2 separate regions of the Homo sapiens genome follow, and region 2 is linked to region 1. The links are chromatin loops, found by intact Hi-C in ENCODE. Cell type or tissue: HepG2. All regions are shown on one strand. Links, peaks and the distances in the headings refer to the core of each region. The heading gives the core; the rest is flanking DNA.

Region 1 (16,868 bases), core at 4,546-12,545:
GAATGTTCAATTTTGCTAAATGGCATTTCAGTATCTAGTGTGATGATTATACTTTTTCCTTTGATCTGTTAATATAGTAGCACATTGGTACAATTCCTTTTTTTTTTTTTTTTTTTTTTTTTTTTTGAGGAATCTCACTCTGTCACCCAGGCTGGGGTACAGTGGTTCGATCTCAGCTCACTGCAACCTCTGCCTCCCGGGTTCAAGCGATTCTCCTGCCTCAGCCTCCCGAGTAGCTGGCATCACAGGTGCCCACCACCATGCCTGGCTAATTTTTGTATTTTTAGTAGAGACGGGGGTTTCGCCAGTTTGGCCAGGCTGGTCTCGAACTCCTGACTTCAGGTGATCCACCTGCCTCAGCCTCCCAAAGTGCTGGGATTACAGGCATGAGCCACCGCGCCCAGTCGGTACAATTCCTAATAATGGGCCATGCCTGCATTTCTGGAACCTCACTGGGTTGAGGAGTTTTTTTGTTATTGCTGGTATAGAACAATTGTGTCTCCATACATCTGCCTATTCTGGACATTTCATAGAAATGGAATCATACTATACGTGACCTTTTGTGTCTAGCTTCTTTCACTTAGTGTGTTTTCAAGGTTCCTCTATGCTATATCATGTATCAGTAAATCATTACTTGTTATGGCCGAATAATTTCTCATTGTATGGATAGACCACATAGAAATGCTTTTATGTCATCTACCAAGTTAATGTTCGTATCATCTTCCTCCTTTATTTCACATCTCTAGTGGATTACATTGTAGATATTCTGGTGTTGGAAAACCCTTTCATTCCTGAAATACACTTGACTTGGTTGTGATTATTATTCATTTAATAAATTGCTAGATTCGATTTGCTAGTATTGTATGTAGAATACTGGTATCTTTCTATATGTGAGCTTAGCCTATATTTTATATTTCTTTTGCTCTCCTCATTTAGCTCTGGTATAGGGTTATGCTAGCACAGTAATATTTGTATAAGATAGGAAATATTTCTTCCTTAAATGTCTGATAGACCCTAGCCATAGAGTCATAGGATCTGTTCCCTTTTGGAAAGTAGGTCTCGGCTAGCATTTCAGTTTCTTCTATAGTTATTGGTTTATCCAATCTTTCTACTTCTTCCTGGGTCAGTCTAATGTGCAAGCAGTAATGTGTACAAAACAGCTTGATGAGATATCACAAAACAACACCCAGGTCAAGAAATACAAAATTGCCAATATTCCAGGAATCCCACTGGTGATTCCTCCCAATTACTGTTTATTTTCTTTCCAAAGTAATTATTACCTTAATTTCAATGATAATTATTTCCTTGCTTTTCTTTATAGTTTTATCTCATAACCGTGGAACCCCAAACACGACAGTTGTTCTTCGCATGTATTTAAATTTTAAAAAATTTAATTTTAGTTTTTGTAGGTACATAGTAGGTGTATTTATTTATGGGGTACATGAGATGTTTTGATACAGGCATGCTACGCATAACAATCGCATCATATAAAATGGGGTATCCATCCCCTCAAACATTTATCCTTTGTGTTACAAACAACCCAATTATACTCTTTTAGTTATTTTAAAATGTACAATTAAATTATTATTGACTATAATCACTCTGTCATGCTATCAAATACTAGGTCTTATTCGTTCTATTTTTTTGTACCCATTAACCATCCCCACTACCCACAGCCACCTCCACTACCCTTCCCAGCCTCTGGTAACCATCCTCCTACTCTCTATCACTGTATTTAAATTTTATGTAAACGAAGTTACACAATATTTATTCTTATGGACTGGTTTGTTCCACTCAGCAACATGGTTTTCTCCTGCCATTTCCTGTTTTCAGTATTTTGCAGCAGAGTGCCCAACATAGAACATAATCGCAAATATTCCACTGCAGAAAAGAGGTGCTAGTGCTTAAGCACAAACGGGAGACATGATTATTTTGCTTTAAATAAATACTTAAACACAGCTCAGGTCCTGCAAGTATCTGGACTCTAGGTCTGAGTAGTGGAGCTGAGTCCCACTTGGGCCCACAATGATATCATGATTCCCCCCTTCCTCTCAGTGATCAATACGTGGCATCGAGTGCCAATGGTCAAACGTGATCGCAATGAGCTCCTTTTCTAGAGCCTTCCGCAACTCTCTACGGACACGACTAGCCAGGATAAAGACCATTAGAATTGTTCGGTCAGTGGTCCGTAACAGTTAAGTATTTTAAGGCTGTCCATGGCGAAACCCTGTCTCTACAAAAAATACAAAAATTAGCCAGGCTGGTGGCATCCGCCTGTGATCCCGGCTACTCGGGAGGCTGAGGTGGGAGGATCACTTGAGCCTGGGAGAAGAAAGAAAGAGAGAGAGAGAGAGAGAGAAGTATTCTTCATGGGTCTCTTGGTTTTTTTTATCGGGGAGACAGATGCATTTAGGTGATTTTCTTCAGCTCATCCTGCAGGACCAGCAGGTCCCTGTTTCTGAGGACCACATGCCCTTGAAGAAAGCTTTGCCCCTTTCCTCTCTGAAGATGGTCCTCCAACAATCGAGGGTGCCTGTGTACTCGAGGTCAGCTTCTTTGCCTCGACTGCATCTGCATCCCATCCACCTAGGCAGGCAGATCATTTGAGGCCAGGAGTTCGAAACCAGCCTGGTCAACATGGTGAAACCCTGTCTCTACTAAAAATACAAAAATCAGCCAAGAAGGGTCACACGTGCCTATAATCCCAGCTACCAAACTTAAAAAAAAAAACCTCTACTATATCTTCTGAATAATAATTTGAATATTATTTCTTTGTCTCTTAGGTCACTCATCAGCAAACATATATAGTGTGTCTGCCTTAGGTAAAGTAACTGACCAGGTTCAAAGATGCCTCTGATATGAACCAAATCACTGACCCTCGCAAAACATGTTGCTTTAAGAAATTGCCTTTGTATGAGAGTAATCCCTATAGGAGCATCTTAAGTTCCTTAAATTTTTTCCTCTCAATAAACCCAGTAGTAATTGTACCCTCCTGACAGTCTTCAGAGGGCAACAGAAATTACTTAGAGTTAAGAAATTAAAGTGAGTAAAGGATACAAATTATTTACAGGATAAGACTTTATGTGCAAAATACATCTATAAAGTTTACTTCGTCAAAGTCTGACCTGTTTGCTTAGCCTCTCTATTCTTCCCTCCATTTCCTCTTTCCATTCCCACCTTTCTTCTTAGTGCCAATATTTTCCTCAAACAAAGGCTTTTCTCATTAACTGCCTGCATTGCTTTGCCTCCAGCCCTCTGAGTCTGTGTTCTCTTTGGTCATTGTTTTCCATCAGCAGAAGCACAGACACGCTCTCTTCTAAGTATTCAAGGCATGCCTGACTTCCCAAGATGATCTTCCCAAGTCACTGAACGTAACATCAAGAACTTTTGCACATTTTAGAGTACATACACGGGAAGCCACATCCCAGAAATCTACATGGCAACCTCGCTAGGTAACTCTTAACTCTGAAACCCATTTCAGAAACACTGCCTGGAGTTCAAGGGCAGAGCTGGAATTATAGTTCAAAGCTTTGGGGTGGTCTGTTATGCAATTAACCAACTCACTTTGTTATTAATAGTATCACGAATCATTATGCAAGCCAGGTGTGCTTGTAAGGGAAGCACCAAGCACTGCTTCAACCATTTAATTATTTATGACACTTTCCCCCTTTTTAACTAAAGCATGCTTGCTGTATAAATTTTGACAAACAATAGGTAACTTAAACACCAGCCATAATCTTACCACATAGATGGTATCACTTATTATGGCAGCATGCACTTCCAGGCTTTTTTTTTTTTTTTTTTTTTTTGAGACAGAGTTTTGCTCTTGTTGCCCAGGCTGGAGTGCAATGGCGTGAACTCAGCTCACTGCAACCTCCACCTTCCAGGTTCAAGCGATTCTCCTGCCTCAGCCTCCCGAGTAGCTGGGATTACAGGCATGTGCCACCACGCCCGGCTAATTTTGTATTTTTAGTAGAGACAGGGTTTCACCATATTGGCCAGGCTGGTCTTGAACTCCTGACCTTGTGATCTGCCCACTTCGGCCTCCCAAAGTACTGGGATTACAGGTGTGAGCCACCATGCCCGGCCCACTTCCAGGCTTTTTAAATGCATTGCTGATATTATATGTAATTTTACTTTCTGCTTAAAATTATATTAAAAGTAGATTTCCATGTCTGTAAATTTTTTATATCATTAAATGGCTGTAAAATATCACCTTGAATCATAAAGAAATGAAGTTTTCCTTTTATTAGATTGTAACTTGTTTCCAATTTCATCACAATTGTAAGTAACATTGATATGGAAATCCTTATGCATGACTCTGTCTGTATTTCAGATTATTTCCATAGGCAAAATATATATCTGATACAGGTCTTGCATCCAGAATATATAAATAACTCTTACAAATCAATTATAAAAAGACAAATGAGTCAATTTTTCAATGGGTAAAAAAAAGTGAACAGATAATTTACCAAAGAAGATCTACTTAAGGCAAATAACCCCATGAAAATATACTCCACATTAGTCACCTGAGAAATACAAAGTAAAAGGACAATGAGGTAATACTACAAACACTACAGGCTAACATTTTTTAACTGGCAATACAAAGTGTTAGCAATGATATGGAGCAACTGGAATTCTCATACATTGCTGGTGGAAATGAAAATGATACAGCCCCTTTGGAAAACAGTTTATCCAGTGTTTTGTAAAGTTAAACTACACTTACTATACAACCCGGCAACTCTCCTCCTAGAAATAAAATACAATTCTACTCCTCAGAGAAGTGAAAATACATCCACACAAAAACCTGTATATGAATATTCAGAGCACTTAATTAATAATAGCCCAAACTGGCCAGGCGTGGTTGCTCACACCTGTAATCCCAGCACTTTGGGAGGCTGGGATGGGTGGGTCACTTGAGATCAGGAGTTTGAGACAAGCCTGGTCAACATGGTGAAACTCTGTCTCTATTAAAAATACAAAAATGAGCTGGGCATAGTGACACACACCTGTAATTCCAGCTACTTGGGAGGCTGAGGCGGGAGAACCGCTTGAACCCAGGAGGCAGAGGTTGCAATGAGCCGAGAAACAACCCAAATGTCCATCTACTGATGAATGGATAAACAAACAATTGTGATGTGTCTATTTAATGCAATATTTCTCAGCAGTAAAAATGAATAAGCTACCGATACATGTAACAGCATAGATAAATCTCAAAAGCAGTGTGCTAAGGACAGAAACCAGGCATCAAAGACTACCCACTGTATAAATCCATTTATATGATATTTTAGAAAAGGCAAAACTATAGTGATATTTCTAGTTTCCTGGGCTTGGGAGTGGAGGTAAGAACTTTTTGGAATGAAGGAAATGTTCTACACCTTGATCGTGGTGGTGGTTGTATGACTGTATACATTTGTCAAGAAGAATTAAACTGAACACTTAAGATGAGTGAGTTTGTAGTATGTACATTGTACCTCAATAAAGCCAATTAAGAAAATAAGAAATGGTTCTGATATATGGTTTTTTGGGTTTTGTTTGTTTGGGCAGCTGACCTAAAATAGAACCTGAAAACAGATTGGGGAATTCAGAAAGAGAAATAGGACTTGAAGGGTGTGGGGGATGGTGTCAGGACAATGATTTCTGGTTTTGGAAGTGTTAAGGAGGTTGAGTTAATGAGGGCACAGAGAGAGAAAAGAGACATAGAGAAATATGGGGCATGATGGGGGGGTCTCTACTGCAGCAAAAAGGAAAAAGGAGAGCAAGAAATTGAGAAAACAGTTTTTATACATAGGATTTTTGTATGTGTTGCCTATTTTGTCTCAATTTATTTTTATTTTTTTCTCTTCATTCTCTTGGTCTCTCCTTTTCCTGGGGGGTCTTAGACACCATGTGTAACTATTGCGTGCTTCCAAAGTTTTCCACTAAACAGACCACACACATACATACAGACACACCACACACAACCAAATGTTCCCCAACCCCACCCCACCACCACCACCACATACACACAAACACATACCCCTCACACTAAAATAAAACAACCAAAGGAGAAAATTGGAGGGTGGAAGCAAACCAAGAGACAGGAAGGTAAAATCTGGCCCCTGCCTTAAAGCGCATTAGTTAGGAGAGTTCACTCTCTTGGTCCTTTACATTCCGTGGGGAGAAGCAGTAGAAAATTACCGGGTTATTCACTCCGAGTCTAAGCAGCTGAATAGGAAAATAGCTTTAATAGCCCTATTAGGACCTGGGCCAAGGACTTTTTCTTTGGGTTTGTTGTGAATGATTAAAGGTTAACGGTGGCATTTTTCTTTCAGCCTAGGGGAGACAACCATCTCAGTAATGATCCTAATTGGATCCAACTGGGGAACTCCAGAAAGTTTCAGTAACAAATTTGCAATGGTTCTGGGCCTTTTAATATGGATTCACAAAAGATAATGAGGTTATCCTGTCATTTCTACCCTATGGATGAGGAAAGTGACATTCAGACAGGCCATGGGATCTACCCACTCCCTCGTAAAGAACTGGAGGACCAACATTAGCAACAGGACCTCCCATTTGGCATTTTGTTTTCAGATGTGCCTAGAAGAAGGAGATTACAGCTTCTTGGACTGTTGAAGCCTGGGTTCTTCTTGAGTTGTGAAGATATCACCTAAATCCTATCCACATTTTGTGCACCAGGTTTGTGGACGCCTACCACCATTCATTCATTGCAGTGGCTCAGAGAAGATGAAAACAGGACTCTTTGGGGCCAATGAAGATCCCCAACAGAGCTCAGATGACCAGAGTGGACTGGCTTCTACCCTAAATACATACAACAATACTTCCCACTCTGACCTTGCTCACTTTATACAACACCACACAACTAGAGAGTGGCAGAGCTGCTGTGGGAACCCAAATGCCATCTGACTCCAAAGCCTTACTCTCAACCACCACCCTGCTGCCTCCTATTCTTTCCTGAAATCTTCAGTATAGTCATTATTATGAAGTAAAAAAAAAAAGAAAATGAAAGGATGGAAGGAAGGTAGAGGGAGCCCCTCTATCTCCATTCTTTGTTTCCATGAAGAACCTCTACTCCATTTTCAGGGGAGTGCTATTGGTGTAACACACTTTCTGGCCCTCTCCCTCCCATTCTTGTCACTCATTCTCCCCAAGGAAGAAGCGATATGTGGATGATAAGATTGGAAGAAGCCACTCTTATGTTCGGTGGTGTGCTGGTAAATGTTTAGCAGCTGGCTCTGGGGCAGAGAGAAAGCCCTGAATTGTAGTATGTGCCAATCTCCATGGTGTAAAAACACTTCTACCATAGCTGCTTCCAAGTATGTAAATTGTACACCTCAATAAAGCCAATTTAAAAAGTAAAGTCAATCAGTTTGTAAAACTCTTGAGACTTTAACATTCAGTCCAGCAAGCTGTTACCTGCCGGATCCAGCAACACACAACCCGTAACATAACGAGTTGGGTCTCAGCTCCCCGCTCTTCACAGACTCCAGAGTTCTCTCCCCTTTGTGGGGTTCCTCATCCATCCTTCCATTGCTTCTGCTGCTGCCCTGAAGGCATCACCGCTCTCCCGTCTCCTCTTGGGGCACCTAACTCTCTTAACAGTTTAGGACTTTGAGGAGTTTTGCCTTTCACAAAAAGAAAGAATGGGGGAAAAACGGTTATGCCTCAGCAGCTTTCGCTGTCTACCCTGCAGCACAAATTCCACTTGATGGAGGAACACAAAGGTCGGACTCCCTGCCGTGAAGAGGAGAAAGGGAAATTCGAATATGGAAGGAGCTCTACTCTCCCTTGCTCTGTCCTCCGCAAGAGAATGGGGCAGAACATTCTTTAGTCTACACCTCTGTCCCACATGAGTTGCCAAAGACCACAGTGCCTGGTGGGTGACATCTCTCCAGGCTTTTGAAGACATCTGAGCCTGGATTTTGAGCACATTCCTGACCTCCCTACTGGGAGGCTCTTCTCCTTCAAGGTCTGCCTTCTGACAAGCCCTAGCTCTTTCCCACCTCCAGTGGCTGGGTGGGCCGGGGGGTGGGGTAAGGGTGGAGATGTGGGCACATTCTGGGAGCCCCACCAGAACCCCATGGAGTGGAGAAGTGACCTTCTAAGGAGGGGAGCGTACAGTTTCCGGAAGGGAGGAAGGATGCGGTGAGGACCAAATGCATCCATGCAGGATTTCAAATATAAACGACTCTATAGAATACAAGCACCTACTCCTGGCAACCGAAGCCGAAGGAAGCCTAAGAATATAAGAGACGGGGCTTCGGCGAGGGCACGTGACCGAAAACTCACATAACACTCCACCTGCCCCAGTCCAGCCAGCCTGCTGTCCACAGTGTGCCCATCAGTGTATCAAACCTCAGTGCTTTATTTCCTGGGATCCTGGCCGAGCTCCCATTAACCTCCTGTGTTGTCCCCACAGCTCCTATACATGGGAGAGGGCCTGCGTTGGGCCAGATCCCAGAGCTGGGGCCTAATTTGTGATGGGATGCCCTGGGAGGCAAGCGTGCTTCAGCATGTACCCAATCAATAGCCAGACACCCAGGTCCGGAGGTGCCTGAGTCGGTCAGCAGGACGTTGGGCAGGTCTAGGTTCAGAACCTCTGCAGTTTTTCCCTTGGCTTCCCCGGGGCTTGTCCACAACGCCCCCTGCTGCCCATTCTTGGTTAACCTTGTGTCTTGTGGATACCTCATCAGATCTGTTCATGAAGCCTAACGCAAGGTCCTCCCTCCAGGGTGACACAGTGAAGTCAAGTAACAGATGTGGAGATGCTTTGGAGAGCTTGAAACAGAAGACTACATAATAACAATGGGCCAGTATCATAAAGCCAAGATTGAAGAAGACAGAACTGAATATCTCCCTCATCTGCAAAACTTGCCTTATCTTTCAGTATCATCCTGTTTCAGTGGACAGAAATCAATCCATCATATATTTGAGCCCTGCTCTTATAACCAAGTTAAATTTTGCCTAAAATAAGGCCCTGCCTCAAGCAAATCATGGTTTGTTTTTTATTTTATTTTATTTATTTATTTTTTGAAATGGAGTCTCGCTCTGTCACCCAGGCTGGAGTGCAGTGGTGCAATCTCCTCTCACCACAACCTCCCCCTCCTGGGTTCAAGCGATTCTCACCTCAGCCTCCCAAGTAGCTGGGATTACAGGTACGCACCACCATGCCTGGCTACTTTTTGTATTTTTAGTAGAGACGGGGTTTCACCATATTGGCCAGGCTGGTCTTGAACTCCTGGTCTCAAGTGATCCTCCCACCTCGGCCTCCCAAAGTGCTGGGATTACAGGCATAAGCCATCACGCCTGGCCAAATCATGGTTTAGAAAAGGGAGATGGTCAAATATAATTGTTATGACTGCCATAGTACCTACTATGTCCCAGATAATTTGCCTAGGTTTTTAACCCTCACAACACATCCCTAAAACATTGTACAGATGCAAATGCAGAGGCACGAAGAGGCTTAAAACATTCCCAAAGTCACATAGTTACTATAAAGCCAGTAACTGGCTCTATGTCTATCTGAGTCCAAAATGTGTTTTGTCCCCTTCTGTGCCTATGCACAGAGGGCAGTGGGAACATAAATGGAGGTGGAGGGAGGGGTAAGAAGGAGACATCAGTGGTCTACCCTCTTTATGTGATAACAGACTCCCTCTTTTATCTGGCAGCTGCTCCCTCAAGAGGAATACCCATTCTTTCTTCCTAGGTCAAGAAAGAGAGTCCAAGGCATGGTCAATCACAACACTGTCCCTCTAGTCATGGGCCAAGTGCTGGGCACACGTCACCAGCCAGGCTACTCTTAGCCTTTCCCATAATTTTAATAACCTGAGACTGGGAGAAAGAAGCCTCACTCTCTCCTGGAGTGATCAAACTGTATGTAAGTCTAGAGTTCTCTGTGAGTACAGTCTCCTCTAGCAAGAAAGGATGAGACCAACTCATAATAAGAAGCCAAAATACATGTACATATGAGTAAGAGAGAGAGAGAGAGCTGACAGCATTGTTTGGGTGTCTGGATCTAGCCATTCCTGTGGTGGCTCTGTCTAGTCCTTACTTAAATGAGTTAATACATCCCCTTTTAACTGAAGCTAGTTTGTGTTGGGTTTCTGTCCCTTAAAGTCAAGAGTCCTGAGAAATACAATACTGGTCAAAAAAAGTCTTCATAGAACAGGTGAACCAGGAAAAAAGGGATTCACCAGAAAGATAAGAGGAGAGGCAGAGGGTGAACGTAACAGCAGCTGCACTCGAGGAACTGCGAGCAGCTCAGGATGACTTGAGCTGAGATGTGCAGAGGGGGTTGGAGAGACGGGCGAGAGCCACATCAGGGAAGGCCTTGTTTGTCAGGTTAAAATGTTTGGTCTTTATGTGAGGGCGACAGGGAGCCCCCAAAGGGTTTCAAGCAGTGGTGTGACATGCTCAAGCTCGTTTTGAGAAGATCACTCGGGAGAACGGGTCTGAGAGACAGCACAACAGGAGGGCAGCGGATTAGTTATGAGGCTGCTCCGGGAATCCAGGTGAAGAGCTCAGGATGGAAAATGACTCGACGTTTTTGACTTGGTCATTGGCCAGAGGGGAGGGCAAGAACGAAAAGAGTTGTGTTTTGTTCATGTGCAGTTTGAAGTAAGTATCATACATTTAAATGGAATTGTCCAGTAGGTTTACTAAAAGAGATGACAGAGTTGGCGATGTTTAAGTTTTTCTGAGTCATCAATTCAGCTGTTTGCTGTCTGCCTACTACTGGCCAAGCACTGTGTGGAGGAGAACACCGTCCAGCCTCTGCTCCCTGGCATCACACTGTGGCAAGACAAAACAGATGATAACCAGAGAAACCAATCAAGAAACAAGGGAAGTGCAGGGGAGACCGTAAAGCAGCATCGTGTAGCAGAGGGGCTGGGGTGGGGGCTCCATCTCTTCAGTGGTCCTGGAAGGAGGAGCTGACGCCCTGAGGGTGCAGGAGGTGGCTGAAGATGAATATTCTCCAATTCATGCCCACTGAATAGGAACATGCCCATTTAAAAGCATCCATATGCATTTTGTTTGGCTTGTTGGTTTTCTTTGCCTGCCTATGCCTTCAAAGCTGGCATTGAGGTGGCAGGAGGCTTCTGTGCAGAAAACTGAGGCTGGTGCTGGAAAACTCCCACCATGGCCCCTTTGTTCTCATCCAGTGCCTTTCATCCCACACTCCCAAAGCCCATCCTGGCGCCCACCCTTTAATTGTCAGGCCTGGCTCATCGACACAAGCAGGTGGCATTTGATCATTATTCCTGCATCATAAATGAGGGTAACAAAGGCCTCCCTCTCCAGGGTATCAGCCAATATTATTTTGTGAGTTCAAGGGATCTGACTTTGAGTTGAAGCAGAAAGGCCTGATGTCCCATCCTTTTCATTTCTGGAATTACCCGTCGCTGCATCTTTCTGTTACCGCCATTTCCTCTTTAACTCCACGTATCTAACTGGAAACTTTGCTTTTCTTTGTTTCATCTTCTTTGGAATATGTTGTTCCCTGTGACCCCTCCCCACAAAGCCTTGCCTCTGCAGCAGATGCCCTGAGCCTTCCTGATGCCTGGGACTGGTACCTCATCCAGTTTGCTTGTTTCAGGCACTAACTAAACTAGAATGTGCCTGGATCCCTATGGGCCTTGGCTTTCTACCAGATGACAGGCAAACTAAGAGACGTACACAACCTATGCACTCCCTTCCCTCTAGAATGTTTCAGCAGGGGTCCTCTAAGTAAGAAAGCTGGAATTAAAAGGAATAGTTTTAATGGGGAAACCCTGGCTAGGGAGATGCTTGATACCCTAAGGCTGTATGTCTAGCTAGGTCAGGCATAGCTCAGTGCGGTCTGCATTTCATAGCAGATGTTTAGTTTGGAAAGTCCCCTGGCTACTTGGCTTCTAGAGCCCTCTCTCACCATGGGACTTCTCTGTGGGAGGACAGAACTCATCAATCACATTCTCCAAATGTCAAGTTCCTGCTGTGTAACCCCAGGAGAACCTTGCTTCCCATCTACATAACAGAAGTGAGGACCCCAGATTTGCTAGACAAAAGCTTGAACCTGTGGGGAAAGGTCCCCCCAGCTGGTCAGAATTCCCAAAGAAGGCTACCACTGGGAGATGGATTGCAATATAAATGGCACCCCCACCCTCTGGATGTTTGTCATTTCACCCTTCCTTCTTTACCTGACAATCTCTTAAGAGATTCTTGGGGGGATGTAATACACCAGCCAGGAACTAAATTATATTCAACTTTCTCAAGTAGATACTATTTCAGCTACGTTTGGGAAATGCTTAGCCAGAATTTGAGGTCACTGGAAGAGGTCATAGAATCACTCAGGTTCAGACTTGTGGAATTACTTACACTTTCCAGAACCTGTCATGACTTCTTTGGCTCCAGGGCTTTATACCTGCTGCTTCTTGTGCTTTGGGGTTTCCTTCTCTCCCACCAGCCCTATCCACAGCACACACATGCATACACAAACATGTACACACGTATACACATGCATGCATGCACATGCGCACACATGCACACACATGCATACACAAATGCACACACATACATGCATACACACACATACACACACATTCACACACATGCATACACATACGTGCATACACACACATGCTGCACACATGCACACACATATACATGCACACACATACATGCATACACATGTGTGCATACGCACATGCATACACACACATGCATACACAGCATGGCCTCTGCTTGTCCTTCCAGAGTCTCTTATAAAGCTTTTCCTGATATTCCAAGTCTCAAGCTAGCTACCCTCCTTTTTTTTTTTTTTGTGACTGAGTCTCACACTGTCACCCAGGCTGGAGTGCAGTGGCACAATCTCGGCTCACTGCAACCTCCACCTCCTAGGTTCAAGTGATTCTCCTGCCTCATTCTCCCAAGTAGCTGGAATTACAGGCACCTGCCACCACGCCCAGCTAATTTTTTGTATTTTTAGTAGAGACAAGGTTTCACTATGTTGGCCAAGCTGGTCTTGAACTCCTGACCTTGCCACACCCCCATTTTTACAGTTTTCTAACCATTGACTATTTTCCAGTCTTTTTTTTTTTTTTTTTTTTTTTTTTGAGGCAGGGTCTCGCTCTGCACCCAGGCTGGAGTATGATAGTGCAACCATAGCACATTGCAGCCTCCTGGGCTCAAGAAAGCCTCCTGCTTTCAGCCTCCTGAGTAGCTGGGACTACAGGTATGTGCCACAACATCCAAGTAATTTTTAAAAATTATTATTATTTTTTTTTGAGACGGAGTCTTGCTCTGTTGCCCAGGCTAGAGTGCAGTGGTGCAATCTCGGCTCATTGCAAACTCTGCCTCCCGGGTTTGAGTGATTCTTGTGCCTCAGCCTCCTGAGTAGCTGGGATTACAGGCGCCCACCAACACACCTGGCTAATTTTTATATTTTTAGTAGAGACAGGTTTCACCATGTTGGCTGGGCTGGTCTCGAACTCCTGACCTCAAGTGATCCACCTGCCTCAGCCTCCCAAAGTGCTGGGATTACAGGCATGAGAAACCATGCCCTGCCTAAAATTATTTTTTGAATTATTAATTATACAAAAATCATTAGTTAAAAATCATTAAATTTTGTATTTTTAGTAGAGATGGGGTCTCACTATGTTGCCCAGGCTGGTCTCAAACTCCTGCTTAAGTGATCGTCCCACCTTGGCCTCCCAAAGTGCTAGGATTACAGACATCAGTCACTGTGCCTGGCGAAGTCTTTACCAATTGGCAATAAGCTCTCTGGTTGTCATTACAGTTCCAACGTGCCAGGCAACCAGTAAATGATCAATAAATATTGGCATTTTGGGTGAATACATAGGTCATTAGTGCTACTGTTCTGCTTTGACTCTCATTCAGATTAGGAACGAGCTCCCCCTCCAAATAAGCAAGCAGACTAGAGACTATTTCCTGAGAATGTAATTCCGATTCAATTCAGAATTTGTTTCATATGCTCAGGACTTGGCCCTCGGAGGGCTGGGGAGAGGGAAACAAGCAATACTAATTGTAATCTCTGCCTTCAATTTTCCCCTTTTTGAACATAGTACTAGTGTTGGCCACCTCTCTGCACTGCTTCAAATCCCCCCGGTCCCTCCTCTCGCTCCATCAGTGCCTTGGTGACCACTTTCACGCAGGCTTTGCCAACTGCACATGTTCAAAGGCTCATAGGTGAAAGAGCACAGTGCATCCATGGAACTTCAAGAAATTCAGGGGAGCTGAAGCAAAGTTCATTCACGGTGGGGAGGAGCAGAGGCAGTGAGGGGAAGAAGTGAGGATGGAGGGCTCTGCATGGGATGCAGCATGAAGGACCTTCCAAGAGTGCAAAGTTATGTATCCTGATGGCAAGGGGCAGCCATGGAAGATTTTGAGTAGGGAAGTGACTTGATCAGATTTATGTTTTTAAAAGATTCCTCTTGCTGCAATATGGGAAATTGACCAGAGGGGGCACAGCTGGAGGCAGAAGTCCAGTTGGTAATTAGACATTCTCAATCTGCCTATATGTGAACATCATTAAAGAAATACCCAGAGGAGGGGTCCAAATGTCACTTTTTTTTTCTTCCAGGTCCCCTCAGTGATTCCTGTGTGCACCCAGGGTTGAGAACTACTGCATAAGAGGTCCTAGAAGATATCTGGTATGGCCAGAGTACAGAGGGACCGGAGGTAAGCCAGGAGAGACATGCAGAGCAAAGAGTTGAGGTCTCCATCTTCTGTGGGCAGCATCTGGCCTGTTCTGCTTCCTCTGATTCTCACCAAAGTGTTGGCCCAAATGATTTTTAAATTTGAATTCATTGCCATTATTAAACATATATAGATGTCACACAAAATATCCAGATTTCTGCTCCTCTAAGAAACTTGGGAGGTCTGGCCACCCTGGGCCTGCATGCCCCCATGGCAATAAATCAAGCCCTGGCTGCTGCTTCACATGTGGCATGGACTCTCCGAGCTGCCACAGCCCGGCCACTCTTTGTCAGTTCCCACCACTGCAGCCAAAAGCCAGCTGCTGTTTTTCATCTCTTACCCAGCCTGTTTGCTCATTTAAGCTAATTGTCTAGTCCCTGTTGAGATTGGAGTTTAGATCTCAAAAGCTAGACTCTACAGGGTGGGTAGGCCTGTTAATGATTTTGTTATTTACCCTGGAAGCACTGCAAAGGCATTGGAAGGTTTCACGTAGAGCAGCAATAACACAAGCAAATCTGATGTCGAAAGATCACTCTGGCTGGCCTTGGTGGCTGATGCCTGCGATCCCAGCACTTTGGGAGGCTGAGGCAGGAGGATTGCTTGAGCCCAGGAGTTGGAGACAAGGCTGGCAAGACCCTGTCTCTACAAAAAAAATTGAAAAGTTAACCAGGCACGGTGGAACACGCCTGTAGTCCCATATACTTGGGAGGCTAAGGTGAGGATTGCTTGAGCCTGGGAGGTAGAGGCTGCAGCAAGCTGTGATCATGCCACTGCATTCCAGCCTGGGCAACAGAGTGAGACCGTCTCAAAAAAAAAAAAATTACTCTGGATTGTTTAAACTCCAGGTAAGCAGCTATTTGACTAGACAATAAGGACAAATCAAGACCTCCCCCAGTCTCCTCTGGCTCTTTTATAGAAAAACCTTTATTATATTCCTGTAGTTAATTTTCAGTAAGAATGGATATTTTCACCAATATTTTTTGTCAGAAATAACAGGAGAAACAGCAAGTTAGGATGAAAATGGAATTGAACTAGATGGTGAAAGGTTTGGATTTGAATCCTAAGTGACTTTGACACTGATTCTTTTACCTTGGCTATCCTCTTCTATAAAATAGAAATAATAATATTAGACTCTCCTAAGTATCTCACAGGGTCATTGGGAAGATTAAATAAAAAAAAATGACCAGTGTTTTATAACCTTCAAAGTGATTCATGGATGTAAAATATTGTTATCATTATTCATTTATTTACCAAACTCACACCCATTCCTACTGTGTATTTGGCCTGTGCTAAGTCTGGGGATGTAAAAATGAATGAGACCAACCTTAAAGGTCTATGGTCTATTGGAAGTAGCAGTGATGTAAAGACATAATTATAGGTATATACTCAAAAGAATTTAAAACAGAGACTCAAACTCACGCTTGCATGCCAGTGTTCACGGCAGCGTTATTCGCCATAGCCAAAAAGTGGAAACAGCCCAAGTGTCCATCAACAGATGAATGGATCAGAATATGGTATGTATATTCAATGGAATATTATTCAGCCATATAAAGCAGTGAAGTTCTGACACATGCGGCAACATGGATGAGCCTTAAAAACATTACATTAAGTGAAATAAGGCAGACGCAAAAGGACAAATATTATATGATTCTACTTGTATAAAATATCGGGAACAGGCAAATTCATAGAGACAGAAAGGAGATTAGAGGTTACTAGGGTCTCGGGGGAGGTAGGAATGGGGATTTACTGCTTAATGGATACAGACTTTCTGTTGGGGGTGATGAAAAGTTTTAGAAATAGTGATGATAGTTGCACAACATCGTGAATTTAATTAATGCCACTGAATTTATGCACGTCAAAATGTTTAAAACGGCAAATTTTATGTTATATGTATTTAACTACAATAAAAAATAGCAAAAACAAATAAATGGGTCAGAGTTCAACTAAAGACAATAGAAAAAAGCGCAGAGTAAACCTAAAGAAAGAATAATGAAGGAAATAGGCCGGGCATGGTGGCTCATGCCTGTAATCCCAGCACTTTGGGAGGCCGAGGTGGGCGGATCACGAGGTCAGGAGATCAAGACCATTCTGGCTAACATGATGAAACTCCATCTCTACTAAAAATACCAAAAAATATATATATATATATATATTAGCCGGGCATGGTGGCACGA
Region 2 (13,840 bases), core at 436-8,435, 340 kb before region 1:
TGGGAGATAAATCTGGATTAAAAGAAATACATCTGGATTAGAAGTCACCAACATACTCTCACACAAAAAAATTAAAATTAAAAATAAAAAATACTGGCCGGGCGCGGTGGCTCATGTCTGTAATCCCAGCATTTTGGGAGGGTGAGGCGGGCAGATCACGAGGTCAGGAGATCGAGACCATCCTGGCTAACATGGTGAAACCCCGTCTCTACTAAAAATACAAAAAATTAGCCGGGCGTGGTGGCGGGTGCCTGTTGTCCCAGCTACTCGGGAGGCTGAGGCAGGAGAATGGCGTGAACCCGGGAGGTGGAGCTTGCAGTGAGCTGAGATCATGCCACTGCACTCCAGGCTGGGCGACAGAGCAAGACTCCATCTCAAAAAAATAAAAATTAAAAATAAATAAAAAATAAAAAGAATAAAACAAAGAAGTTACCAACATATATTAACAGAAGGCTGATGGGCCAGGCACGGCGGCTCACGCCTGTAATCCCAGCACTTTGGGAGGCCGAGGCGGGCAGATCACGAGGTCAGGAGATCGAGACCATCCTGGCCAACATGGTGAAACCCCGTCTCTACTAAAAATACAAAAATTAGCTGGGTGTGGTGGCAGGCACCTGTAATCCCAGCTACTCAGGAGGGTGAGGCAGGAGAATTGCTTGAACTCGGGAGGTGGAGGCTGCAGTGAGCCAAGATCACGCCACTGCACTCCAGCCTTGTGACAGAGTGAGACTCCATCTCAAAAAAAAAAAAAAAAAAAAGAAGATTGATGAGTCAGAGCTCACCCATGAAGACACCAAATAAGAGAAGTGGATCTAGAAAAGAATATTGGCTGGGTGCAGTGGCTCACGCCTATAATCCCAGCACTTTGGGAGGCCAGGGCGGGTGGATCTCCTGAGGTCAGGAGTTCAAGACCAGCCTAGGCAACATGGTGAAACCCCATCTCTACTAAAAATACAAAAATTAGCCAGGCGTGGTGGTGCATGCCTGTTATCCCAGCTACTGGAGAGGCTAAGGCAGAAGAATCAGCTGAATCCGGAAGACAGAGGTTGCAACAGTCAGCCGAGATCGCACCATTGCACTCCAGCCTGGGTGACAGAGCAAGACTCACCTCAAAAAAAAAAAGAATCTTGAAGAACATTAATATTTGAGCTGTAAGTAGAAGAAAGGAGCCTCCAAAGCAAACAGAAAAGAAGTAATCTTAGCATCTTAGGAAGAGAATAAGATGTGCTGTCAAGGAAGCTAAGGAAGGAGAGAATTTTAAAAACAAAGGAGTTGAGGAACTGACTTTCCATTACTAAGGAAAGTCAAGGAAGACAAATGTCCATTCCATGTGGCAATGTTAAGTGTACAAAAAAGAGTTAACACAGCAGGTGTGAAACTGCTATCCTCAGAAAGGCCTGTTTTCAAGGTTGGCCCTTCACTGGTGTCTAGAAACTTGGTTTTTGGAAGGATTCCTACCACCCTAACCAAAAGTGTCTCACTACACAAACTGTGCAAACAAAGTGGTTTATGCTGAACATCTGCTCTTATTTTGGGAGTCTAGAATTTTGGTACATGCTGGGCAGAGGGTGCCTATGTGACCAACCCCCAATGAAAACCTTAGGCACTGATCCACTGGTGAGCAGCTTGTGCCTAGCTTTCTCAAGACTTCAATTCCTGCACCTTCTCCCTTTGCTGATTGTGCTTTGTATTCTTTTGTTATAATGAAACATAGCCATGAGTACAACCAAATGCTGAGTTCTGTGAGTCCTCCTAGGGAATCGTCAAATCTGAGGATGGTCTTAGGAACCTCTGACATAGTTGAGGGAAGGAGCTAGGGTAGAACATAAAGTTGCCAGAAAGTTATGTTTATGTGTAATTTATTTAAGATAGATGAGGCTGGAATCAGTGGCTTGCCTGTAATCCCAGCACTTTGAAAGGCCAAGGCAGGAGGATCACTTGAGGCCAGGAGTTTGAGACCAGCCCAGGCAACATAGTGAGACTCTCGTGTCTACAAAAACTTTTTAAAAATTAGCTGGGCATGGTGGCACACAGCTATAGTCCTAGCTACTGAGGAGGCTACGGAGGGAGGATTGCCTGAGCCCAGAGTTCGAGACTGTAGTGAGCTATGACCGCACCACTACACTCCAGCTGGGGTGACAGAGTGAGACCCTATCTCAAAAATAAATAATAAAAATAAGAAAAAAGAATCTGAGGCAAGTTTATGTGTCAAAGCATGAAATCAATGGATAAAAATTAAAGTTATAGGAAAGAAAAAAGAATTTAGAGTAAGACCTTCACGAATTTTGTTTTACCACAATAATCCCCCATATGATGTTTTTACAATAATATTCTTAAGAGATCATCATAAGCAATACTCCACATAAATGGTAACACTGTTGAGATTACATAAATAAATCCTTTAAATATGATAAAAGACAAAAATTCTTCCAATTTACACTTACTCAAAACAAAACAGACTTTAATAGTCTAGTCTCCTAATAACAATAAAAATAGTATCTATTTAAAGAATCATGCAAAATCCATAGTATTTTTTTTAAAGTACCAGCAGAATCATATCCTCTGTACTCCAGTCTCTGAAGGCCTTTGATTAGGGTCTCCAGGATTTCTCGTCTCGTTCGAGGAACATGGTAGTTTAAGTAAGCAAATATACCTGCAAATAAACAAATATTTAATGAAAAATTCTGATTTAAAAAATCAAAATTAGCATAATTATGTCAAGTATGTGAAAAAACGTGAAGTTAGATTCTGTCTTTCAAACATTTCAAACCGTTTAAAGGCAATGGAACTTTTTCAAGGGGGAGTTTCTCATAAGTATAAAAAACTAAACATGTCAAAATACACATTTATAATTTTTTCTTTTTTTTTTTTGAGACAGAGTCTCACTCTGTCACGCAGGATGGAGTCCAGCAGCACGATCTCGGCTCACGGCAAGCTCCGCCTCCCGGGTTCACACCATTCTCCTGCCTCAGCCTCCCGAGTAGCTGGGACTACAGGTGCCTGCCACCACGCCCAGCTAATTTTTTGTATATTTAGTAGAAACGGGGTTTTACTATGTTAGCCAGGATGGTCTCAATCTCCTGACCTCGTGATCTGCCCGCCTCGGCCTCCCAAAGTGCTAGGATTACAGGTGTGAGCCACTGCACCTGGCAAAGAAGCTTATAAAGCTGGCTACTTATTTTCCATGACTGCCATTTTTGTCAAGTGAAATTTAATTTTTTTAAAAACCAATTAACAAATTCATGGTTTATGTCCTATATACAGAGCATTTCGTTTCAAGAAAAAAATTTCTAAAGTAATTTAAGCAACATATATAGGCCCTAAAATCTGTACCAATGAGATTAATTTTGCTTATTTCCAATAACCATGCTATCAGTGACATTTAGGAATAAATGATATGAAAAATACTCACCCCTTAAATAATTACGTAAAATAGTAAAAACTGACCAAATATATAACTATCTTAAAAGATAATTGCTTGAATTACTTGTTCATCACATTAGCAAATGACAACCACATAACAACCCTTGAAAATTCACAGAAAAAGAGCAATCATTTGGAAAAACAAAACTAGAAATCAAAGCAGTAATACAATGTGAACTGAACGGGATAAGCAAAGAAGTAACAAAACACAGGTAAAGGAAATCCACACTTTTAGGAATGGCAGCATGGGCATTATCTGAGGTTTTCCATGGCTGTGCTTTGGCCAGAGTGGACACAGCTTTAATGTATCAAAACTGAAGACTAAATTATATAAAATATACAAAAATACAAGTTCAAGCTGCTTATTTTAAAACTTCCTTTTTTCTTAACTACATTTCACTGTAATTCTGATTCATAAGAAGTTTAAATTAATTCTGTGAGATAGAACTCCCAAAAAACTAGTCTTCATTTCCATCTGAAAAGAGACATTTACTTCTATAGAGTGTGATCCTACTGAAATATTTCAGTATACAAAAATGGCACATTGTTGATACCCAACAGGAAAGCCATAACATACATGCTGATCACCATGATCAATACATTGCAATTTTCTCAAATAAATTATTATGCCCTAAAAAAGAGAAACTCACACATTAAAATCCAAAATAACCTGAAACAACGGTTTCAACTCTCCCCAAAGAAGCAGTTCCAGGCCAAAGACTTACAGAAATCCCATATTTCATTCAGATTAAAAAAAGATACACACACACCTTACATTTTTATTTTTTTAAGCTTTCCTGTAATGTACAGTCATCTTACTTTCACAGCACCACCACCCTGTAAGGGAGGGTAGAACATCTATCTTACATAATTCAAAAATAGAAATTGAGTTAACTGATATCCCAGAGATACCCACAAATAGCATTCCCAACCTCAAAGCACAGCAATTAAGATAAGGATAAACAACATGCTGCTTAAGGATATTGCTAAGGTAAGAGTGGTAGCGGCACAGCAATGTGCAGCTTCCAACTTTCAATGGCTACTCATGATATAAACACTAGAGGGCAGCAGAAGAGTCTCCAGACCAATCTGCACCCATTTAATTCAGAAGAATGAGTCCGGGGTTTTTGTTGCTACTGCTGTTCCTTCATGAAGTATCTGTAATATGAATAAACGAATAACCCAATTGTAAATCAAACTTTGCACTCTTCACCTATGGGTCACTGATCTTTGAGAAAGATTAAACACGTACAGATAACTATCAATTAAGTATTTTAACCAGGTCATTAAAAGACAATACACAGCACACAAATCTTTTCTAAAACAATACTTTAATACAAATGTGGGCCAGGTGCAGTGGCTCACGCCTGTAATCCCAACTTTGGGAAGCTAAGGCAGGCGCATCACCTGAAGCCAGGAAATCAAGACCAGCCTGGCCAACATGGCGAAACCCATAGTTACTACTAAAAATACAAAAATTGGCCGGGCATGGTGGCGTGCACCTGTACTCCAGCTACTTGGTAGGCTGAGACGGGGAGAATCACTTGAACCCTTGAACCCAGGAGGCGGAGGTTGCAGTGAGCCGAGATCGCACTGCTGCACTCCAGCCTGGGAGACAGAGCGAGACTCCATCTCAAAAGAAAAAAAAAAAAGTGTGAAAAAAACTGAATCTGAACTAGTTCCCACCACTGTGACTGCATCAGCTAGAGTCCACTAAAGGAGGATACAATCTAGCTTATTTGAAAACAGAAGCCTGTCGAGGATTGTTTGCAGATTGTCCAGAGCTGCCAAATTCTAAGCACATCCAGAAAAACTCACTCCTAAACTCTCTCTTTTTTAAGAAATCTAAGTCTGATAGTAAAAGTAAAAATGTAAGCCAGATGATAAAAATGAAAGTTGGTAAAAACATAAAAATGTAAGCCGGATGGTAAATGATTTAAAGATTAAAGATGTATATGAATGTGTTAAAACTATTTAAATGCTAATGATATAAAATTGTTTTTAAGACAATTTATAGACTCTACTTTTTTTTAAAGATTAATGCGGCAGGGCTGGGTGGCTCACGCCTGTAATCCCAGCAACTTGGAGGCCAAGGCGAGTGGATCACATGAGGTAAGGAGTTCAAGACCAGCCTGGGCAACACGCTGAAACTCCGTCTCCACAAAAATACCAAAATTAGCCAGGCATGATGGCAGGTGCCTGCAATCGCAGCTACTCAGGCGGCTGAAGCAGGAGAATTGCTTGAACCTGGGAGGCAGAGGTTGCAGTGAGCTGAGATCGTGCCACTGCACTCTAGCCTGGGCAACAGAGCAAGACTCCGTCTCAAAAAAAAAAAAAAAAAAAAGATTAAGTAATGCAATATTAAATTCACTGTTTTTAATAATGTAACTCAACAACAGCATTCAACTTTAATAATACTTCTAACTCCAATCTCCTTGGTTTATAATGGCTCACTATATGAATCTTGAGAGCTTAAGAACATTTTGGCTGGGCACAGTGGCTCACACCTGTAATCCCGACACTTTGGGAGGCCGAGGCGGGCGGATCACGAGGTCAGGAGTTCAAGACCAGCCTAACCAACATGGTGAAACCCCGTCTCTACTAAAAATAAAAATAAAAAAAAAAAAATAGCCAGCTGTGGTGGCACGTGCCTGTAGTCTCAGCTACTCGGGAGGCTGAGGCACGAGAATAGCTTGAACCTGGGAGGCAGAGGTTGCAGTGAACCTAGACTGCACCACTGCACTCCAGCCTGGGCAACAGAGCAAGACTCCGTCTCAAAAAAACAAACAAAGAAACAAACAAAAAAGTAACAGAGCTAGAAGAAGGAAGGGGATTAGCCTCAGACATACCTGATGAGGAAAATGGGAGCTAAGAAGTTGAACCTGTCAGTTTCATAGCCCTGTCCCTTGATAGCACTACTAGCCCAAGACATTCCACCTGCGGGGATACCGGGTTAACTGTAATCTTGGGGTGCCCGAGACAATACTGGCAGCAATTCATCAGGTACACAGGGCATGTTCACAAGGGAGGCATTCACAACTCACAATGATGCTTGTTAGAGCAGAAATCGTTAGTCTGACCTCTATTTTCAGGTCTTTGACTTGTCTTATCAAAACTCCCAATAAACAGTTTTTTGTTTTTTGTTTTTTTGAAACAGAGTCTCGCTTTGTCGCCAAGGCTGGCGCCATCTCAGCTCACTGCAACCTCCACCTCCCAGGTTCCAGCAATTCTCCTGCCTCAGCCTCCCAAGTAGCTGGAATTACAGTGGCCGCCGCCATGCCCGGCTAATTTTTTGTATTTTTAGTAGAGATGGGGTTTCGCCATGTTGGCTAGGCTGGTCTCGAACTCCTGACCTCAGGTGATCCACTCGCCTCAGCCTCCCAAAGTGCTAGGATTACAGGCATAAGCCACTGCACCCGGCCTAAACTCCCAATAAACAGTTCTTAAGTAAGGTAATGACAAAAGCCTAATATCAACTTTCCGCCACTCTTCAGTAATTGCTCTAAGAGCACACACAGTAGCTGTATAAGCATAGATTCTCTACCCCCAAATCAGCATGCACTTCACAAGTGTAAGCTTTCTTACTAATGGAATATACTTGGAATAAAATAACTCCATAACTGAAGCAGATGCTTGAACCTACAGGCATCATTCTCAATAAATGGCAACTTAAATTCAATGACAAAAAAGCAATTATGAGCACCTTGCTAACAAAATTTCAGAAGCAATCTGGATCACAGACTAGACACACCTGGTTGAAAGCAATGTAGCTGCAAATACAGACTGTTAAACCTTACTGAAAAGAAAACTGACTCGTCAAATTATTAAAATTCCTATGTCTGGTTGCATTTATGTCCTTATGAATACTAAATTTTATTTTTATATATTTTATCATTTGACAGCTGCAATATTTTGGGACCCTAAACATTGTAACTTATCAGTGATAAGTGTTCAAATTCATTCTCTAAACTTAAAACTTCTGAATCAAAATCTACCTACAATGTCACTTAAACTCTAAATTTTATTTTTCTTATAATGCTAGTCACAAATTAATTCATCACCATCATTAAAAATTCAAAGTAGGCCAGGAGCAGTGGCTCACATCTGTAATCCCAGCACTGTGGGAAGAGAGGCAGAGGTTACTTGAGCTCAGGAGTTCGAAACCAGCCAGGGCAACATACCAAGACCCTGTCTCTATTAAAATTTGAAATAAATAAATAAATATTAAAACTATACAGATGCTACAGAATTGTGAAAATCTCTCCTTTCTGTCTCCACACAGGTTCCAACCCCTTTCTCAGAGATAACTACTGTTATTCCCATACACACACTCCCAGTCCTTCAGCTATAAATTTTTCTACAGGCCAGGCACAGTAGCAGATACCTGTAATCCCAGCACTTTCGTAGGCCAAGGCGGGAGGATCATGGGCAGGAGTTTGAGATCAGCCTGGGCAATACAGGGAGACCCTGCCTCTACCAAAAATAAAAAATTAGGCATGGTGGTGCATGCCTGTAGTCCCAGATACTTGGAAGGCTGAGGTGAGAGAATCACTTGAGCCCAGGGGTTCAAGGTTGCAGTGAACTAGTCAATATTATAATTATGGAATCACATTCTACATTTAAGATTTCTTTAAAATTAAGTATTATTTGAGATACATTTTCTTTTTTCTTTTCACCAGGGGTCTGCTCTGTCGCCCAGGCTGGAGTACAGTGGCACAATCCCAGCTCATTAAAACCACCACCTCCTGGACTCAAGTGATCCCCTCATCTCAGCCTCCCAAGTAGCTGGGACCACAGGCACATGCTAATGTGCCTGTAATTTATTTATTTATTTACTTATTTATTTTTAATTTTTGAGATGGAGTTTTGCTCTTGTCGCCAAGGCTGGAGTATAGTGATGCGATCTTGGCTCACTGCAACCTGTCTCCCAGGTTCAAGCAATTCTCCTGCCTCAGCCTCTGGAGTAGCTGGGATTACAGACGTAAGCTACCACGCCCAGTTATTTTTTTATTTCTTGTAGAAATGAGGTCTTACTACATTGCCCAGGCTGGTCTCGAACTCCTGGACTCAAGCGATCCTCTTGTTTCGGCCTCCCAAAGTGCTGGGATTACAGGCATGAGCCAATGCATCCAGCCAAGGTACATCTTCTACAATCCTAAAAGCACATATAAAGGCCAGATGCCGTGGCTCACGCCTGTAATCCCAGCAATTTGGGAGGCTGAGGAGGGTGGATCACTTGAGGTCAGGAGTTCGAGATCAGCCTGGCCAACATGGTGAAACCCCGTCTCCATTAAAAATACAAAATTCCTAGCCAGGCATGGTGACGCGTGCCTGTCCCAGCTACTCAGGAGGCTGAGGCAGAAGAATCACTTGAGCCCAGGAGGTGGGGCAGAGGGTGAAGTGGGCCGAGATTGCGCCACTGCACTCCAGGCTGGGCGACACAGTGAGACTCTGTCTCAAAAAAATAAAAAATGTAAAAGTAAAATAAAATAAATCACACATACAAAAATAACATATGGAGTGAAACAATTAAGACTTTCAATTATTTGTGTGTTTAATTGGTTCATGTCTCCCCTACTTTACTGTAACTATTGCCACTAGAAGGGGCTCCATGACACGTCTCTTGCACATTTAACATTCTGGAGCTCAAATCACTAGTTAAGTCATGACATCTCTATACATTCCCTCACAGTCAACCTATGTCATCATCTTTCTTGAGAAAAAAAAGCATGTACTTCCTGCTCACAATCTTCAAATATTCCATCTCTCTCTCTTCTGACCATTCACATCAGACTACAATTTTTCATCATACTGCCAAGTCAAACCCTCTGGGTCCACTGTGCTCTGACTCCTAGTCTCTGAGCATCTCTACACTGAACTATGACAGCCAAGGAGAACTCATCTATCCTATCCATTTCGGTCCACTTTCGGATGGGCCCTCCGAACTGCTGACCAATCCTATTAATTCATCACTTGCTTAACTTTCAAACTTCTCCCAGATATTATTTTAGAGTCTAAGCTACATACTACTCTCAAATCCTCATTTTCTCTTCCCAGCTTCTTTTTCATTTTTGGTAGATTCTTACTTTATAGAATTAAAGTCTTTTTTTTTTTTAGACAGAGTCTCGTTCTGTCACCCAGGCTGGAGGGCAGTGGCGCTATCTCAGCTCACTGCAACCTCCACCTCCTGAGTTCAAGCGATTCTCCCGCCTCAGCCTCTTGAGCAGCAGCTGGGATTACAGGCGTGTGTTACCACGCCTGGCTAATTTTTGTATTTTTAGCAGTGACAGGGTTTCACCACGCTGGCCAGGCTGGTCTCGAACTCCTGACCTCAGGTGATCTGCCCGCCTCGGCCTCCCAAAGTGCTGGGATTATAGGCGTGAGCCACTGCGCCTGGCCAGAATTAAAGTCTTCATTTTCTTTTTTTGTTTTTAAAATATAGAGACAAGGTCTCAATATGCTGTCCGGGCTGGTATCAAACTCCAAGCCTCAAGTGATCCTCCCACCTCAGCCTCCCAAAATGCTGAGTTCACAAGCATGAGTCACTGCCCCTCACCCATCTTCTTTTCAACAGTTTAACAATATATAAATACTTCTCATCCTTCCTTGTAATCTCAAGAGAGACATATTACACATACTACTCTCTGAAGCTAGCCTCTCCCCTACTTGTAACTTTTTTTTTTTTTTTTAACAGTCCTGCTCTGTCACCCAGTACCCAGGCTGGAGTGCAGCAGCACAATCATAGCTCACTGCAGCCTCAAACTCCTGGACTCAATCCTCCCACCTCAGTCTTCTAAGTAGACTGGACTACAGGTATGCACCACCATGCCTGGCTAATTTTTTTTTTTTTAATAGAGATGGGATCTCACTATGTTGCCCGGGCTGATCTTGAACTCCTAGCGTCAAGCAATCCTCCTGCCTCAGCTTCCTGAGTGGCTGGGATTACAGGTGTAAGCCAAAACACTGGCTACTTATAACTCTTTTTTTTTTTTTTAATTGAGACAGAGTGTCACTCAGTCACCCAGGCTGGGGTACAGTGGCGTGTTCTCAGCTCACTGCAACCTTCACCTCCCAGGTCCAAGCACTTCTCCTCCCTTAGCCTCCCAAGTAGCTGGGATTACAGGTGCGTACCACAACAGCTGGCTAATTTTTGTATTTTTAGTAGAGATGGGGCTTCGCTATGTTGGCCAGGCTGGTCTCAAACTCCTGACCTCAAGTGATTCGCCCACCTCAGCCTCCCAAAATGCTGGTATTACCAGAGGGAACCCCACACTGGGCCTTACTCCTAACTCTTGATGAGTGTTTCTCCAACTTTGTAAATACAGAACTCTTTTGTTAACATCAAAATATTCTGAGGCTCCTTCACAACAATGGGTTAAATTTTTATTATTCAATGATCTAGAACAATCTTTATTCAACTTACAGACAAAGTTATAAGCATATGAATAAGCAATGAACACCCTGTAACAACTTCAGGGCTTGTAGGTCAGGAACCACAGCTCTAGAATTCAACTTCTCAACACTCCCAGGGGACCTCAATCCCAAAATCCTCTTCTTTTTCATATTACTTGCAGCCCTCCTCCTAAACACAAACTGAGACCCTTCTGCCTTGACATATGCAATTTCTCTAATAATTTCTTCATAACCATATCCAATTAACTTCTCTGCAGTATTACATATGAATGACCTTTTTCTACTTTTATAGACTCTGTTCAAGGCAATATACTACTTTGGAACTCTTCTGCCTTTAACCACTGTTCCTTGGTCTGTTTTCCTGGCACTTCTATTTCCTCCTTCATCTGGTAGTAGTTCTCAAACTATTTCCGCCTCCATTCACTGACGGTTAACATATGCCATTAATGATTACCTCTCACAGTATACTAATACTCTACAAGTTGAGTAAAAGTCCTGCCCCATCACCCAGAACATTCCTGAACCTAACACAGAAACCCAAACCCCAGAGCTCTCCAGTCTCTAAATTTCTACTCATTCTACTTGTGGTCTATGACATGGCAATGAACAAGGACTGTGTATTTTCACCTGAAGCTGTTGCATGTGCATTCATTTTCTTTCCTCTGATCAGGCAGCAATTTCTTGAAGGCAACTCTCTTATTTTAGTCATCTCTGCAAAGGGCAGAGTGCCAAGTATAAAGCCATCATTTCAAATACCTGCAAGTATCTTCTAACACTTTCTAGGCACCTGAAATATACGGTCAAAAAATTCTCAAACCACAGAAACAGAACACTATTTCACCGGATGCTAAAAAGGAATGAAGTAAAGAAAGGTTTCATAATTAAAGGTTTAAGAACTACCTGGTTAAAGTTAGGTATATATTTAGAACTTTCTGGAACCTTTAATCTTGCTAATTGTGAATCTCCAAGAGCAGAATTTCCCAAACTTGTGTTACAAAACCCTTTCCCGCCTTCTACTGCTCATTACCAGAACCTATTAACCTCCATTTCCAGGGGACAATTGAAGAAATGCTTATTAAGCAATTATTTTCTCTCACAACTTCTTCATATCCAGTATATGTAAGGATATGTTAATAGTACTGGTTTTATGACCAATCCTAGCAGCCAATCTCAGCATCCCTCAATTATCTCCAAAGCCATTAGACAGTATAATTACAAAAAACTTTTGAAAAATTCATTTTAGGATACTTTAAAATTGCAAGTTCCTTTACTGCTTTTAAAAAGGATCTCATTTGCAAACATTCCATTTATTTATTTATTTATTTACTTATTTATTTATTTATTTTGAGACAGTCTCTCACTCTTGTCGCCCAGGCTGGAGTAGAATGGCACTATCTCAGCTCACTGCAACCTCCACCTCCTGGGTTCAAGAGATTCTCCTGCCTCGGGCTTCCGAGTAACTAGGATTACAGGCATGCGCCACTACGCCCGGCTAATTTTTTTGGATTTTTAGTAGAGACAGGGTTTCACCATGTTGGTCAGGCTGGTCTCAAACTCCTGACCTCAGGTGATCCACCCACCTCAGCCTCCCAAAGTGCTGGGATTGCAGGCGTGAGCCACCGCGCCCATCCCCAAAATTCCATTTTATATACACCGTCGAATCAGAAGGGTATAACTTCACATTTATAAAAACAATAGCAAAATCTGTTAAAAGCTAGGGATAGCTTAAGTGACTTGACACTCAGCAAAACCAAAAATAATGCAAATAAAAAGGACAAAGTATATTCCAAACTACCAAGAAAAAGGAAGATAAAATAAATTTGGAAAATAGACACACTATTCTTCTCTGGGAGATTCTCAATGCTTATTATTAATACATTAAAGATTCCAAGAAATCCTCCAATCAAAAAACAAAACAAAACATTACCACGCGATTTAATATGTTGCTTCCCAAATTTACTGGACCAGAGGATCTTTTTTCCTAACACTTATTAACATCCCAATACAAGCTGGTAAACATATCAATTTTATCAGTATATCTGATTGAAAAAAAGCACATCAGAATCTTCAATCCTCATTCTTCTGCTTCAACAATGCACAACGTTGAAATAAAATAATCTTTTAGGCAAATTTAACTAGGGCCGGGTAAGGTGGCTCACTCCTGTAATCCCAGCACTTTGGGAGGCTGTGGTAGGTGGATTACCTGAGGTCAGCAGACCAGTCTGGTCAACATGGTGAAACCCCACCTCTACCAAAAATGCAAAAATTAGCCAGGTGTGGTGGTACACCCCTGTAATCCCAGCTACTCGGGAGGTTGAACCCCGGAGACAGAGGCTGCAGTGAGCCAAGATCATGCCGCTGCACTCCAGCCTGGGCGACAGAGAGAGGCCCCGTCACAAAAAAAAAAAAAAAAAAAGAAAAAAGAAAGAAAGAAAAGAAAGAAGAGAAAGAAAGAAAGAGAGAGAAAGAAGAAAGAAAGAAAAAGAAAGAAAGAAAGAAAAGAAAAGAAAGAAGGAAAGAAAGAGAAAAACTTAACTAGATAGCAAGTAATCAGAAAGTAAGCTTCCAGATTTTCCCATCTAGTCTAATTTTCACTCCATTTCTCTGCTCAGGAATTTTAGTTCAATGACTAAGATGTGGGAGGAAAATAATGACACTCATCTTCTTATCTTTCAGAATTTACATTAGAGAGAAAATAAATTCTGAACCCTATCCCTAGAATCAGGCAAAACCGTGGTATGACTTAAAAGCAGGACCTCAGAAATGCCTCAAATATTCACTTTTTATTTCTTCAATACCTGTTTCCTCAGCCGTAAAACTCTATGGAATGGAGACACAAACTATGTGAAAACTCCCAACATTTAGTCTCCACCCTAAAGGTATCTCCCTTATCTGAACCTGATTTCCATATCTGATTTATTTATTTATATTTATTTATCATTTTTGAGATGGAGTTTTGCTCTTTTTTACCCAGGCTGGATTACAATGGCGCGATCCCGGCTCA

Evidence for each region. A loop is a pair of places that touch in the nucleus more often than their neighbours do. Peaks named below come from ENCODE experiments on the same cell type or tissue, not always from the same donor. Only the 100,000 strongest peaks of a DNase experiment are listed, where the experiment ranks them.
Region 2: a loop joins it to region 1, with 4 times the contacts of the local background. A loop is called at or near these places in 32 of 110 quality-filtered maps.

Annotation. Positions count from the first base shown.
Region 1 is chr2:69,706,196-69,723,063 of GRCh38, forward strand. It overlaps a transcript of ANXA4 not described here. Among named protein-coding and RNA genes, the nearest start is that of ANXA4, 28 kb to the right of the region's middle. In HepG2, for the core only: CTCF peaks have their summits at 8,650 (motif pointing left) and 10,740; DNase peaks (open chromatin) are centred at 8,646 and 10,579; H3K4me3 peaks cover 707 bases; H3K27me3 peaks cover 2,704 bases.
Region 2 is chr2:69,371,461-69,385,300 of GRCh38, forward strand. It overlaps GFPT1 (glutamine--fructose-6-phosphate transaminase 1), which reads right to left. Exons shown (of 20, transcript NM_001244710.2): 2 at 2,546-2,653. Among named protein-coding and RNA genes, the nearest start is that of GFPT1, 8.8 kb to the right of the region's middle. RefSeq lists an enhancer at 10,011-10,060. In HepG2, for the core only: a CTCF peak has its summit at 4,499 (motif pointing right); no DNase peak of the experiment used is centred there.